2 separate regions of the Homo sapiens genome follow, and region 1 is linked to region 2. A link is a loop called in an ENCODE intact Hi-C map of the cell type or tissue named here. Cell type or tissue: PC-9. All regions are shown on one strand. Each heading gives the region's core, and the rest is flanking DNA. Links, peaks and the distances in the headings are about the cores only.

Region 1 (8,254 bases), core at 2,276-6,275, 140 kb before region 2:
GAGTATAACACTGTGTGCTTCTCTCCCAGTCCCACCTTGGAGCAAATATATTTATTAATATTCCACATGAAATTTAGTTAAATTACTATCAGAAGGTTGTCAAACGAAAGATTACCTCATGGCCAGGCACAGTGGCTCACACCTGTGATCCCAACACTTTGGGAGACAAAGGTGGGTGAATCACGAGGTCAGGAGTTAGAGACCAGCCTGGCCAACATGGTGAAACCCTGTCTCTACTAAAAATACAAAACATTAGCCGGGCGTAGTGGCAGGCACCTGTAATCCCAGCTACTAGGGAGGCTGAGGGAGGAGAATCGCTTGAACCTGGGAGGCAGAGGTTGCAGTGAGCTGAGATCGTGCCACTGCACTCCAGCCTGGGTGACAGAGTGAGACTCCATCTCAAAAAAAAAAAAAAAGATTATCTCATTAAAATATAGGATAAAAAAATGTACAGCCTAAGAATTAAATATGTGTGTGATGGGCGAGAAAACCAAGTGCCCCAAAGGCTATGCGTAGATATTTCTCATTCATCATTGGCCTCCTCATCCTCCCCTATCTGTAACTTCCTTGAATCAAGAAGAAAACAAAGAGTTTTGAAGGTCCACTAAATTGTAGAGCCAAGGATGAGGACCTCAGCTTGACATATCTTGCACTTCTGTTGTCTGTGAAGTTCAAGACTGTATCAACTTTAAGTTCCTTCTCATATATAGCCCCTGAGTATCCAGCCCAAGGATGCTAAATATGCATTCATTTCTGGGTTGATGGGATTTTTTCAATTCCCCTCAAAGGATTGAATCACTTCCATGGGCATATCAAGTTGAAACAGAAAGTTGGTGACTGCCCTGAATTACTAAAAAGAACTGATAGTAGATAATACTTATTTTGTACTCACAGTGTGCCAGGTATTGCTCTAAGCATTTTGCATGTCTTAATTTAATATAGCATGGTGGTTAGTGTGGGGACCTGGGTCAGACTGCCAGAACTTGAATCCTTGCTCTTTAATTATGGCCTATGTGACCTTGGGCAGTCAACCTCTCTGTGCCGTAGTTTTTTTCATTTGTAAAGTGAGGTGGTTGGTCACAGTGGTTCATGCTTGTAAATCCCAGCACTGTGGAAGGCTGACATAGGAGGACTGCTTGAAGCTAGGAGTTTGATACCAGCCTGGGCAGTACAGCAAGACCCCATCTCTTAAAAAAATTAAGTCAAAATGAAGTAATTATCATGATAGTACCTACTACACAGGGTTGTTGTGAGACTTAAAGGAAGTAACATATTCACAGATCTTAAAACAGTGTAGAGCCAGGCATGGTGGCCCATGCCTATAATCAGAGCTACTCAGGAGGCTGAGGTGGGAGGATCACTTGAGGCCAGGAGTTTGAGCCCAGCCTGGGCAATATAGCAAGACTCTCTCTCTAAGACAACATGAAAAGTCAGTCCAGCACAGTGTCCAAGCTCTGCATGTGCTGCCTGGTTTTCTTTTAGGGAGCCAGTCAGAATATATACTTGGGACCTATAGAACATTGCAGATGGGAGACACTAAAACAAATATCTTCACTCTTAGTGTCATGTCAGGGGAGGCCTATGAGAAATCAGTCATTGTCTTCCAGAGGGATGAGGAAATTTGTTCCTGACAGAGGTTCCTGCCATCTAGCTGTGTTGCCGCTGCTGTTTTGCATTAGAGAGATTTTTCCCCACCCAAGAGATAACCACAATATACTTTGCACTTCAGGGCCTTTCATCCCAGACATTTATGGGATGTGATAACAACTCTCCTAGCATTTGTTTCCCACCAAAGTAGGACAGGCCATCAATGGATTGAGCTTTATGGGAATAGGAATGTTCCAATGCAGTTGAATGAGACAAGAACCAGGTCTAATATAATTCTTCAGAGGAAGAGAGGATGCGCATTTGGCCTGCAGTAATTGGTTTTAGAGCATAAACAATTGCCAAGATGAAAAAGATGAACAGTTTGGCAAATCTCAGCTCTGGAATCCTGTGCAGAGATACTCCCAGGTTGCTGTGTCATCCAGTGCCATAGCCACAGCCTGTCAGCGTTTCACTCCCCAGAACATCTAGAGGAGGTAAATCAGAAGTGAGCAGCCTGGTGCTTGGACAGGTGGGTTGAAGATTTGGCTCAGTCAAATGTGAGGATGGCAGCCCTCCAAAGGCTGGCCTGGAGTAGGAAAGAGGAAGAGAAAGCCATCTCCCCTCCTTTCAAAGGGCCTGGCTTGGAAGCTTGCTTCTTTTTCTGCAGTGGCTGCCAGGAAGGCGTGTGAAGAGTTCTCTAAATGGTGAATGGTAGTCCTATTTGCCAACTATGGGCAATTTGCAGTAGAAAAGAACAGAAAATAGTTGTTTGACATAATATTTGTATTGGTAGTTTAACTATAATTGTAGAAATATTAGAATATATAGAAAAAAATCCATATTATTGGCTCATAACTTCACTGTTTCAAATACCATTCCTTGTTAACTTTCCCCAAAATCATATTTCTACATATTTCACACATGAATATAGTGTGATTTATTTAACCTCTCCTCTTCCCGTGCTTAATTAGGTTGTCTCTAATTTCTGAAAATCACAAAAGGCAGAGATAAATATACTTGACCGTACATTTTTATTGTCATTTCTACCAATTTACTTTGCAGAGATTCCTGGTAGAAAAATTTCTGAGTCAAACGGTATAAGCAAATTGTGATATAAATTATATGTGTGTGTGTGTGTATATATATATATGGAAATATATATGTGTGTGCATATATAACCATATTTGCTTTTCAGGAAGGGATTGTATACTTTCATAACCATACATGAAAGAGTCTAGCTCATCCAAGCCTCCTAGCCTTAAAGACAGATAATAGACAGATGATAGATAGATAGATAGATAGATAGATAGATAGATAATTTGCCTTCATATATAAAAAAATACTGAATTAAATTAAGAAGCAGCTGAAAATTCACCCACATGGAACAATATCATACATTGTAAAATGTCCTGAAGGTTTAAACGGGGTAGGAAATAAATAAAATTGAAAGGCTTCAAGAAGCAGCTAGTCTTAAGTTGAACATAAATGTGTGGTAAGTATTTAATCAGGTAGATTTAAAATAAAAACCTATGTATACCTGGGGAAAGGGGAAAGACTGAACAAAGAGAAGAAGCCAGAATAAGCAAGAAATATTTGGTGGATGGTTTTACCAATGAATGTTTATTTCCACATCTGTTCATTCAAATAATATTTACTTGGTATGTATTAGCTACCTGGCAGTGTGCTAGGTGCTGAAACTCCAAGGATGAATAACAAACACAGCTTTGGTCTCCTAATGAAATAGTCTCCTAACTGGCATCCCTGCCTGCAAGCTCAATCTACCACTATCCATCACTAGTACTGCCATCAAAGCATCTTCCAAACTATAAACCTGTTTACATTACACCCAGGTTTTAATCCCCAGATCATTTTTACAGGATTGGGAAACTTCAGCGGCTTAGCAATGCTTTGGGATAAAATCCAAAGACCTTAATGGGGTTTTCGTGGCTTTTCTCCATCTGGAGGCTTCCTACCTCCTCACATCTAGCCTCTCTTCCTCTCTTCCCAAAAATAATAAGGTTCTTTCAGTTCCTTGAACTGGTCAAATGTGAACTCTTCACACAATGTCTAGACTCCTGGAATTCACAAATGCTGTTTCCTCTTATGAAACATCTCCCCCTCTGAGCCCATGTTCCTGCTTCACCATTTTTCACCTAGCTAACTCCTGTTCATCTTCTAGCAGTCAGATTTGGGAAGGCTTCCCTTGGCCGTGAGTCTGGGTTAAGTTTTCTTGCTACTTATGCTCAAAGCACTTCTTATTTCTCCTAGCATAACTCTCATCACATTTTATTTGCATAGCTTCTTTTATCATAGCACCCTCAAGACTGTAGTCTCTATAAATACAAAAACTGTGTCCTTCATGTTCACCTCCAAGTTCCTAACATTGCGCCTTACACACAGTATTTTCTCAATAATTATTTATTGAAATATTTTGAAATAAAGTTAGTTGTAGGGGACTGACCTGCAACTAACCACCTATTCTATCAACTCAGAGGCCAGATGTTCACAACACTGAATTACGGAGTCAAACATAACCAGCAAAGGTTCTGAACAGAACAGAACCCAGGCTCAGGAACTAAAGCATAGCATGCCAATATAATATCAACTTAGAGCAGTTCAGTTATCTCTCTTCTCTAATGCCTCTCTCCCAAGGCCATGGTAACGAGCTAATAAAACCAAATATGTAGGGCCCTGAATAAGGCATCCATTAAACTCTCACATTTACTAAGTATTCATTCCTTTCCCTTCTCTCAGCTCTTCATCTTACTCCCAAAGAAACTTGGACAAGTCACTTCTTCCGGGGCTTTCATGTTTTTTGCTGTAAAAGTAAAGGATTGGAAAAAACAGTTATTGCCTAAACTGGTCAAACTCAGCATCATTAAGACAGCTTTGGCTGAAAACTTCCAAGGGTGGACCTGGAAGCCAGTTTCTTTATAAAGTTCCCCCAGGTGATCCTGCGGCAGCCAGTCCAACTTAGAACTGCCATCCAGTGTGTTGGAAACACTAGCCTTTTCCAGCTCTAACAGGCAATGGTTTCATTTTTCTCTCTGCTTCTCACATGGAAAGTGTTTATTCAATAAATCAGAATATGACTCACTTGGCTGGCATTTTTTGTTCCACCAGATGAAAACTATGCCATAATTAGCAGTGAAGGTCTACTCTATGTGTATGTGTATGTGCATGTGGGTATATGTGAGAGTGTGTGTGTGTGTTTGTGTGTGTGTGTCTGTGTGTGTGTTGGTGGACTGGGGTGGAGAAGCGTAAAAAAAGTCGTGCATCCCTCAATCACTTCCATTCCTGACTGGCAGAAGTAGACTTACCAATAATGACATTACAGCACAGTGAAGCAGTGAGCTGCTTCCAGAAGGCTGCCCTTAAATAGAGACAAAGTGAAGATGTCCTTTATTCTTCTGCTGTTATTACATCAACATCAATCACATTTGCATGTTGGCCAATGGCCACTGTCCTTTTAAGTAAACACCAGAATACTGGTCATTGTGGGCTCTAAGAATGGGTTGGTAGAAACAAAATCAAGACCAGTCCAGAGCTTTGCCATTAGTTTAACAGGCAGTATGACTAGAACCAAAGCCCATTAAAAAAACACTAATTCGATGTCCACTTGATATAACAATAGAAAATACAAAAGCTGAATGGATCATGCAAGAGATTCAAAGCCCATGGAAAAATTTGAACTCAAAGCTGGCGGAATTATATGGCATATGTTTTCAGTAATCCATAAACATTTCTTGAGCCCCTTCTCTGAACTAGATGTTGTATTATAAATTGGGAATACAAATCTATTAAGACCTGGTCTATCTCTTTAAAGAAATTTCAGTCTATTGATATGGAATTTGAAAGAATGCTAATTAAGGATGCACTGTGTGCTAGCTGTATTACACATGATATTTTATTCAAACTCCTTAACACTTCTACATTGTATCAATATTCCACTGACATTCAAACAGTCTGAACAACTTAATATTCAGAGATAATATTAGAGAAACTGGACTACTTCTTTATTAAGAATACAGATGGAACTGTTCAGAAATATTATATATTGTACAGAAAAGATTTGCAAACATTGCCTTCTAGTAAATAACCATGGCTCAAGCACTAATTAAAGGAATACTCTAATTAAGAATCATCAATCCTAATAAGTTTCTCTGTGACAGCCCAGAAACTTAATGGTTACTGGAGTTTTAAGATGAAAGATTCTGATTCTTCAAATGCCATTGTCATTTGGGTGTTAACCCTAGAATGAGTCCTTGCCAGCCACACAAATCTGTTCTTCTGTCTTCCCAAGCCAGAATAAGCAGAACTTTCCCCTTATTTACATCCACATTTTGGCTAAAGCAACAGTCCAGACTCCAAAGAGTCATATGGAATGCTAACTGGGCACTGGTGGTCAAAGCATCATGCCAAAAAGGCTGAAGTTCTGGAGGCAAAATTCACCCAGTGGCTCCCAGAACAAAAACCCATATATTTTCTTTTTTCCTTTATCAACAAAAAAAAACCATCTCAAAACTAACAGTCTATCTAGGCTAATAATTGGACAATCAAGTATTCACTACTCCCCCCTACTCTTTTTAAAAATCTCATTACTGTAACTGGAAAGAGGTAGAAATAATCTTTGTGTCTGATTGAAAACAGGTTTCCTGATTCTCTTGGGCTTCCACATTTAACAGCTCATTCCACAGAAACAATCTTGCTTCTGCTTGGCCTAGAAAGTTTCTGACTTTATTGGTGCATTTTAACACACAGTCTGTCCCCCTTGAATGTGACCTGTCATCATTGAACTTTGAATATACAAATCCCAATCACCGTCTCCTTCCAAATTAACTGAACACATCTCTCTGTTTTGACTCGAGTTAGATGGTTGCTGCTAAACTTGAAAAGGTTGCGTCTCACTTCCTGGCATCATTGGACAGGTTGCAAATCATAACCACACTAATTAGCACATGGATTTCTGGATTTTAATAATGCCAGGCAAACGGAGATGTAAAGGATGGGAGAGGAGAAAGAGGAAAGGGTCACTCAGGGGAGAAAATGGAAGGGAGGGAACATGGGCAAAAGGAATTTGACTTTGTTTTATCCTCCAAAGCAGATACTTGCTGGAGGATTAACTTCAGGGAAAAATCCTTCAGTATTAGCCTTACTTATTTGTTACACAGAAATAAACATTCCTATTCTTTCTTACTAGATCCTCTTCTCTTCTTATTTTGAATCATGGTAATACAACAGGTTTCAGAAGGTACTGAATTCAATTATTTCTGGCCTTGCTGTCAAGTGCGGTCAAGTCAATTGCAATCTCATCAATTACATAAATGAACTAGAGAAAATGGGTCTTTGGAAAGTTTCTGAGCTAAGCTTTGCTTTCATAGCAAGAAATACCAAACCATCTTTTAAAAGTATACATATATGTGTGCATATACATACACATACATATACATATGTATACACGTATATACATATACACATATATAGATGGTCCCCAAATTGCAATGGTTAGACTTAGAATTTTTTGGCTTTATGATGAGTTTATCAGGACATAATCCCATTGTAAGTCGAAGAGCGTCTGCATGTATATGTATGAAATGCTTCCAGGCCTTCTTCAAATAAAAGAAAATTTTTTAGAGAAAAAAATATCCTTTAGGGAACACCCTCCACCCATCCCAACGGCAGTTATTCCAAATGGAGACTTACTTAATTGTGTCACCTACCTACCTCTTCCTTCTCTAGAATCTCAGGCTATTGCATTGGCATTCTCTAATTAGGAATATATTTGAGATATATCGGAAGAAGCAGACTGTGTGTCTTGATTTTAAACTTTGTCTCTTTGCTTTCTCTGTATTCCCCCACATCCCCCCTTCTCCAGTCCTTCAAATAGCCATGTCCTAAATGAACCTTCCAGCCCAGTCTGATGTTAAAAGAGAAATGTTTATCTTGGAGTGTAGAGATAATTGACAATTAGAAAAGAGGACGCTTTTAGCTCTTGCTCAGGGCACTGAGCTCCTGAACAAAATGCTCTTTTCTTTGAAGCCGAGTGGATTGCTGAGTGACTCAGGCAGGGATATGTGCATGTTTATATTTAGGGCCTACAAGAGTCAAGGAGCTTTCTGGGACAGATTTCCCAACCAGCTGGTCCCAGATAATACCAATAACTCATAAAAGACAAGATCAAATGATCCCAGCCCCTCCTGGTGGGAATTTCTGACTTTAATCCCTGATGTGTTGGTTTAGGGGAACTGATTTTTGGAGTGAAACCCAGCTCTGCCCCTAGTTTTTATTTTTTTCTGTGCACCAGAAAAGGAGGCTATGGAAAGAAGTGGCTTTTCCCCAACTCTAATCTGAAAAGTTAGATTCTTTTTTTTTTTTGGAAATTTATAACTGGTTTTATGTTTCTAATTATCATTGTATTTTTATCTCAAATGTGGCTCACTTTATTATAAATTCATTTTTATTTTATACACTATTAAAAATAATTTTTCCATTCTATCCTCAAAATCCACAACCATTACCCCCGCAATAAGGGTAACTATTCTAACGTGTTTAATAAGGTTTTGTTGTTGTTGTTGTTGTTGTTGTTTTAATGTGTTCTTAAGATTAGGTATATTATATATAAATATATATTTCTAAATTTCTATGGAAGTTATGACATTGTACATCT
Region 2 (5,943 bases), core at 1-4,000:
GAGCAGGAGAAACCCCAGGAGGTCCCGGGGAGGCTGTGGTTTATGTCACACAGGCTTTTGCACCGCAGGGTCACTGTGACTTTTGAGAGAGTGTTTTCTGTGGAGCTGTGAGATCAGAAGCCAGTGAAGAAGATGCAGAAACTGTCATGTAGACTAATCTTTGCAGAAGCCTGAGTGTGACGTGAGGTCTAGCTATGCATCTGTGTGAGTCAACTTCTTGAAAACTCAGCGTGGAACATCTGCAGAAGCCTAGAGTGGTGCGGCTGAGACCTTATCTGCCCTTGTTATATGGGTAGCACTAAATTCCCTTAGATACATATTGAATACGACTTGCTTTATTCTGTTTGGTTCTGTGCATTTTACTATGGAGTATGAAGAAAAATTATATAATATAGGTTCTGCCCTCAAACAAGTTTTATTCTGTCTATTCTACATAAGACAAACATGGAAAACTAAGAGTCAATATGAGCTAAATGGTCAATAATTCAGCTGTCAGATACTGGGGAGGTAAGAGTTTGCTGGAGTCCTTGGGATGCAATGAGTAAACTCTATCCTGAAGGATGGAACTACGGAGGATTCAGAGAACATGCGATCTGCTATACAGATATGTAGATGGGGTGGTATGCAGGAGTCAGGGAAAGAAGGCAGTGAGGAACCTCGCTCTTTTCTTGACCCTGGACTTTTTCCAGCCTCTTTTTTCAGGAACTTTCCTGTGTTGCTTGGTCTCTCCATCCAAGAGGCTCTCATGTACCATTTTTGCCTACCAAGAAGAAAGCATTTTGACACATGCTCCCTGTTGTGCCTGTCCTCTTTTTCAGACCCTCAGCAGATCCTTCTTGCTTTCATCATTCCCCACTGGTCTAAGAGAGACATCAAAAGGAGCAGCTAGAAGAGTTACAGTGGGGGTGGGAGAAAGAGGAAGCTTAAATGGTATCAGGGTTTCTAGATGATAAGATTGTCCTGGGAGCCCTTTATAGACGAGACACAAGATGTTCTAATTATCTACTGCTGTGTAACAAACTACCCCAAAACTCAGTGGCATTAAAACTAGAGCCATTTTGTCATGTTGTCAGGGTTGTGGATCGGCCTAGTAGTGATAGTTCCTCCATAATCAGGAACTCAGTTGGAGTGGCTGTGATAGTGTGACATTGCCCCACTTGTGACTGGCTCTGGCTGTGGGCAGAGTCTGTCAGCTCTTCTCCATGTCTTGTCTGCTGTATGACCCTGGTGACTGGGCTGGGATGGATGCAACAGCTGGGGCTGCCTGGGTTCCACTCTGACCTCTTGACATGGCTGACTTGTACTTTCCAGCCAGCATGGCAGGTCTCGGGGTAGTTGGACTTCACACATGGTATCATTCAGAGAGAATCAGGTGGGAGCTGCAAGGCCCCTTATGTATGACCCTCAGCATTTCCAAATATCCCTTCCCCCACATTCTGTTGACTAAGCACAGTCACTAAGGCCAGCCCAGATGATCAGGCTTTGCAGAAGCTGTGCTTTTTCCACATGGCCACAGGCGGGAGAGGCACCACTCGCTAAACTGACAGAAAACAGGGTCCGCAGAGAGGTTTATGAGACTGTCAGAATCCATGTGGGTTTTTGTCTACTGTCTGGAAGAGCCCTGAGTTAGGAGCCAAGAGACCTGGGTTGTGATTATGGCTTCATCTCGATCTAACCAAACTTAGAATTGTTTTGATTTGTGAATAAAAATGTTGGTCATGATAGTTTTATATTTTATTCTACTAGACCCTGGGGCTAATGGAATTATTCTGATTTTAGAAGGGAGGAAAATGGTTCTTTACACACACACACACACACACACGCGCACGCACACACACACACATATCCTTATATGCTCCATAACCTGAAGTTGAGTGACTGACTGCAATTAAACAGACATTGGTCTAGTTCCTGTTTCTGCCACCCGACAAACACGTGCTCTCTCAACCTGACTTTCCTCATCTATCAAACGGGCATAATTCTAATTGCCTGGTCCACGTGAAGACAGTATGAAATACAATATTCTCAATATTCTGTGTCTGTTCAGAGTAGACTCTCCCTAAGAAGCATCATAGTAATTCTGATTGTTTGCCCTGATAAGAATCAGGATTTCCATAGCATCTGGCTGAACCTGTTTTTCTCTTCCTAATGCCTTGTTTGATCCCATTTTTCTTTATTATGAAATACCCAGTGGCTGGTGTGTGTGAGGTGCATGTTCTCAGTTTTTGTGTTGAGGCTGTCTAGTTCTATTTGATGAGCAATGTGTCTGTGTGAGTATGCAAATATGCTGGACTCTTTGCATGAAGGATTTAAAATAGAAGCTGACCTAAGAAAGTTGATTACCACTCAGATAGACGATCACATACCCTCGTTATGAGTCCTGAATTGGTTGAACTTTGTGACTAAATATGATATTCTTGGAATTTAGCTTACTGCTCCTTGAAGCTGAGCAGGGCTATGCAATTGTATTTTCTTTAACATGCTACGACTTGACTGCAGACGCCCTAAACCCCTGATGTCTTCTGCATGTACGATCAAAAATTCCTAGCTCCGGGAACTTGCTGTGCTGAGCAGACATCCAGTAAAGGAGGAAACCCAAAGCCTGTGTCCCGACGGATATATAAGTGAAGACGTTAGTCAAAACAAGACGTTAGTGCTATTTCTCACCCTTGCAATGGACAGGAGCAGCCATATTGTATGTTGCATTTATTTAGACCCTTCTGCCGAGAATAAGTGCTCTGTAAACATGCCCTATTTAGCCCTCAATGCATATACTGCTGCCTTTCTGAGGTCTTGAAGTCAATGAAATAAATTACTCTAAAAAGAAGTGCTATGCAGCCCCTTAGAACAGTAAACAAGAACAGTTCAGGTCTTTTCAGGAACCTGAAGCCAAGGGATGGTTTGTTTTTTTGGTCTCCAGGAAGAACCAGTACAGAAGGAGGTATTGACCTCGCTACTTTGGCTGGCACCCACCAGGTCCCTTCCTGGCGCTCACATTCCCCAAGTGTGTAACTCAACACCTGTCCTTCTGCGGCAAACAGAGCTTACAGTGATGGCTGAGCCCCTCCTGCCCTGGCCCTACCGGCAGCTCGCACCTTTCACTTAGGATTTCAAACTCTCAAAAACCAGAGTCAGAGAATAAATTCTCCCTCAGGATTCTGGTTTGGGCCAGGAAAAAAAAAATAATCAGAAAAACAACTCCCACAAGAAGTCCTGGGATCAGCACAGCAATCTCTTTCTAGCTCCAGACCTAGATGAGGGAAGGTGTAGGGATCTTAGAGACCTCTAAATCTCACAAGTGGCTCCCTCTGAACCAGAGAGGGGCATGTGGTCTGAGTGATGTCCTCTTTTACTGTTTGAATGCCAGCTCATCTGAGCTACACAACACCCCCTGTTATTTCTGTCTGACATGGCCAAGCTGAATCTCTGGTAAGTAAATAATTAATTTGGAAGTTGGGGATGTCAGTGGAAAAGTCGGCTCTGACGGCTCAAATAACAAGCCCCAAATGTGATAGCCACTCTCTGGCCCTTTGAGAGACGACCTGTCGGTTCTATTAGATCTGGACAGTCCTGTCTTCCGGCCTGTCTCTCCACATTAAAGTCAAGGAACTGTATCTCTCCATCTTTGGATCACATCTCTGTCCCCAAATGCTTGTGCACACTGTGGAGTCTGGTGTTTTCTTTCCTAACTCCACCAGGCCCATGCAAGTCCACATGACTCATGAGAAGAGATGAGTCGCAGCTCCAGTATCCCTGTGGGTTTGGGGAGGGGTCAGGCTGTGAATAAACCACTACGTGGCTGATTTTACATCCTTCTCTTTCACCACAAAAACCTCAATTTCCCTTTTTGTGGAAAACAAAAACCCTCTTTCAGTGTTCCATCAAGGGGACTGTGGCCTTTGAATTGCACGGTGTCCCTGAGAAATTTTAAAGATTAATCAGCTTTTTTGGGGAGTGGCTGGGAGAGGCCCTATTCCTGTCCATTAGGGAGTAGCAGGTCTCCCCTTCTGTTCCTTCTGACCAGGCTGCCATCTTCATGTGTAGATGAGGAAATTGATCAGCCTATGAATGATTTGCAAATCCACAGATGTGTGGCTGAGACCCTGAGGGCATTCATCACAGGATCTGCCCGGTCCAAAAGTTCCCTTCTCCCATCACAATTCAGGGCCTTCACAGAGCTGGGGGAGTGAGTAATGATGGGGGCAAAAGTCACACACTGAAGCAAATGAGGACAAGCCCTGAAAATCAGACCCTGTTGAGGCCTGGTCCAGGGGCTTTCTAGTACACTAGTTGAGATCATTTCTAAAAGGAAATAACAGAATAAAATCTCAGATAGGCAGTATAAGAATTTGTAAATGGTAAATGTGCTATAAGGGTGAGTAAGATGCATTGCTTATTGCTTGAGAGGATTTCTTTGCCCTTCAGTGTATCTGGATTTGTCATTCATGAGCTATTAATTAAATTCGTACTCTCTGCTAGTATTCGTTTCTTCCCTGGGCCTTCCTGAAGACTGCATGTGTGTCCTAGCTGTCTGCTATTCCAGCTCTCCTGTATATTCTGGGAGTGTGTATGAATCAACTTAGGCCCTTGTTAATACCATTGTTCTTGCAAGACATAAAAAGAAAGTGAAAAAATTTAGTTTGACATTCTAGGATCTTCCCATTTCACCTGAAATGTTATTTAAAGACTTATCTCTTACCAGTTTCTGACTTCCGTGAATTCCCTGACCACACTTCCAATTCCCACTTCCATACTTCTGTTTACATTGCTCTGACCTTAAATGTCTCCTCTCTCTCCCTATCTAGTCAATACTTACCTCTCCTTGAAGAATCCCCTTCCTTCCTGGTGTCCTCAGCTCATGCCTTCCTTACCTCTAAACTTCTAGAGCACCTCTCCGCAGTAACAGTCATTTCCTGGCAAAATGTGTCCCTCCATTGTTACGTTTCTTCTTTTGGACTATTTAAAATTCACTTATTTTATTACATTTTATGTTGCTTTCTCTTATTTAGGTTAGAAATTATCTTGGGGATAAAGGGTTTAATTTATTGGCATTTCCCACAGCATATCACATAGGAAGTACTCAATAAATACAAATTGACTCTATATGATTAAGTTTTAGACAATATCGAAGTGTGTTATGTTCCATTTCTACTCCTAAGGAGTTTTGCTATCCAGTAAGAAGAGAGTTATTTATAAGTCTACATAGAATTCTACTTAGAGATATTCACTAATATAATATTGTAAAGTTGGAAAGCCACACCTCAATGATGTTTCTCAATATTCATTAATCCCAAGAAAGAGTGTTGGTATAGATGCAGAGGATTTAGTCCATGTTGCTAAATCCTGTTGAAAATGTGCTTGAAGATTCATCTGTGGTCATGTGTGCTGAAATCAATTGAGGATACAGACCCAGCTTGGCTCTGCATTAGGAGGCAGGAGACCTGAATTTTAGTTCTTCTTTTTTCAGTTGCTGGCAGTTTAGCCTTGGGTAAGTCACATAATTTCCTGGGCTCAGCTGTTTCTTCCTTACAACTAAGGTTGCATCAATTGCTTGTAGTTAGAGATCTGAACCAGATGATCTATTAAATTTCCTTTCTATCTCTAGGTTCTTTGATTCTATTATTTAATGAGACTAATTCTGCTTGCCATTGCACAATACATTTTAGCAAATAAAAGTTCAACTGAACAGACATGATAGTAACAAACACCCAAACATCTGCAAGACTAAACATTAAGAAGAGAGACAGACAATGGCTTAGGCGGGGGTACCTATGATAGGTGCTCCAGGGCACAGGGAGGGTCAGATGCTGGAGTGGCCCAGTCTTCCTGGGATAAAAATGAAAAGGATCAGGAACACTTTTAGAAAAGATTCTAGATCAAAACTGTAAGGATGCATTCCCCTTCCTGTCTCACCTACGCCTACTAGTAGTCCATGACTTAACA

What was found. Peaks named below come from ENCODE experiments on the same cell type or tissue, not always from the same donor. Only the 100,000 strongest peaks of a DNase experiment are listed, where the experiment ranks them.
Region 1: it touches region 2 in a loop (7-fold over the local background); 1 of 110 quality-filtered maps calls a loop at or near these places.

Annotation. Positions count from the first base shown.
Region 1 is chr18:44,585,225-44,593,478 of GRCh38, forward strand. No RefSeq gene overlaps it. Among named protein-coding and RNA genes, the nearest start is that of LINC01601, 58 kb to the left of the region's middle. In PC-9, for the core only: no CTCF peak of the experiment used is centred there; a DNase peak (open chromatin) is centred at 4,677.
Region 2 is chr18:44,729,832-44,735,774 of GRCh38, forward strand. The region is part of intron 2 of SETBP1 (SET binding protein 1); the gene reads left to right. Among named protein-coding and RNA genes, the nearest start is that of SETBP1, 52 kb to the left of the region's middle. RefSeq lists an enhancer at 3,382-4,581. In PC-9, for the core only: no CTCF peak of the experiment used is centred there; DNase peaks (open chromatin) are centred at 2,110, 2,920 and 3,730; H3K27ac peaks cover 2,539 bases.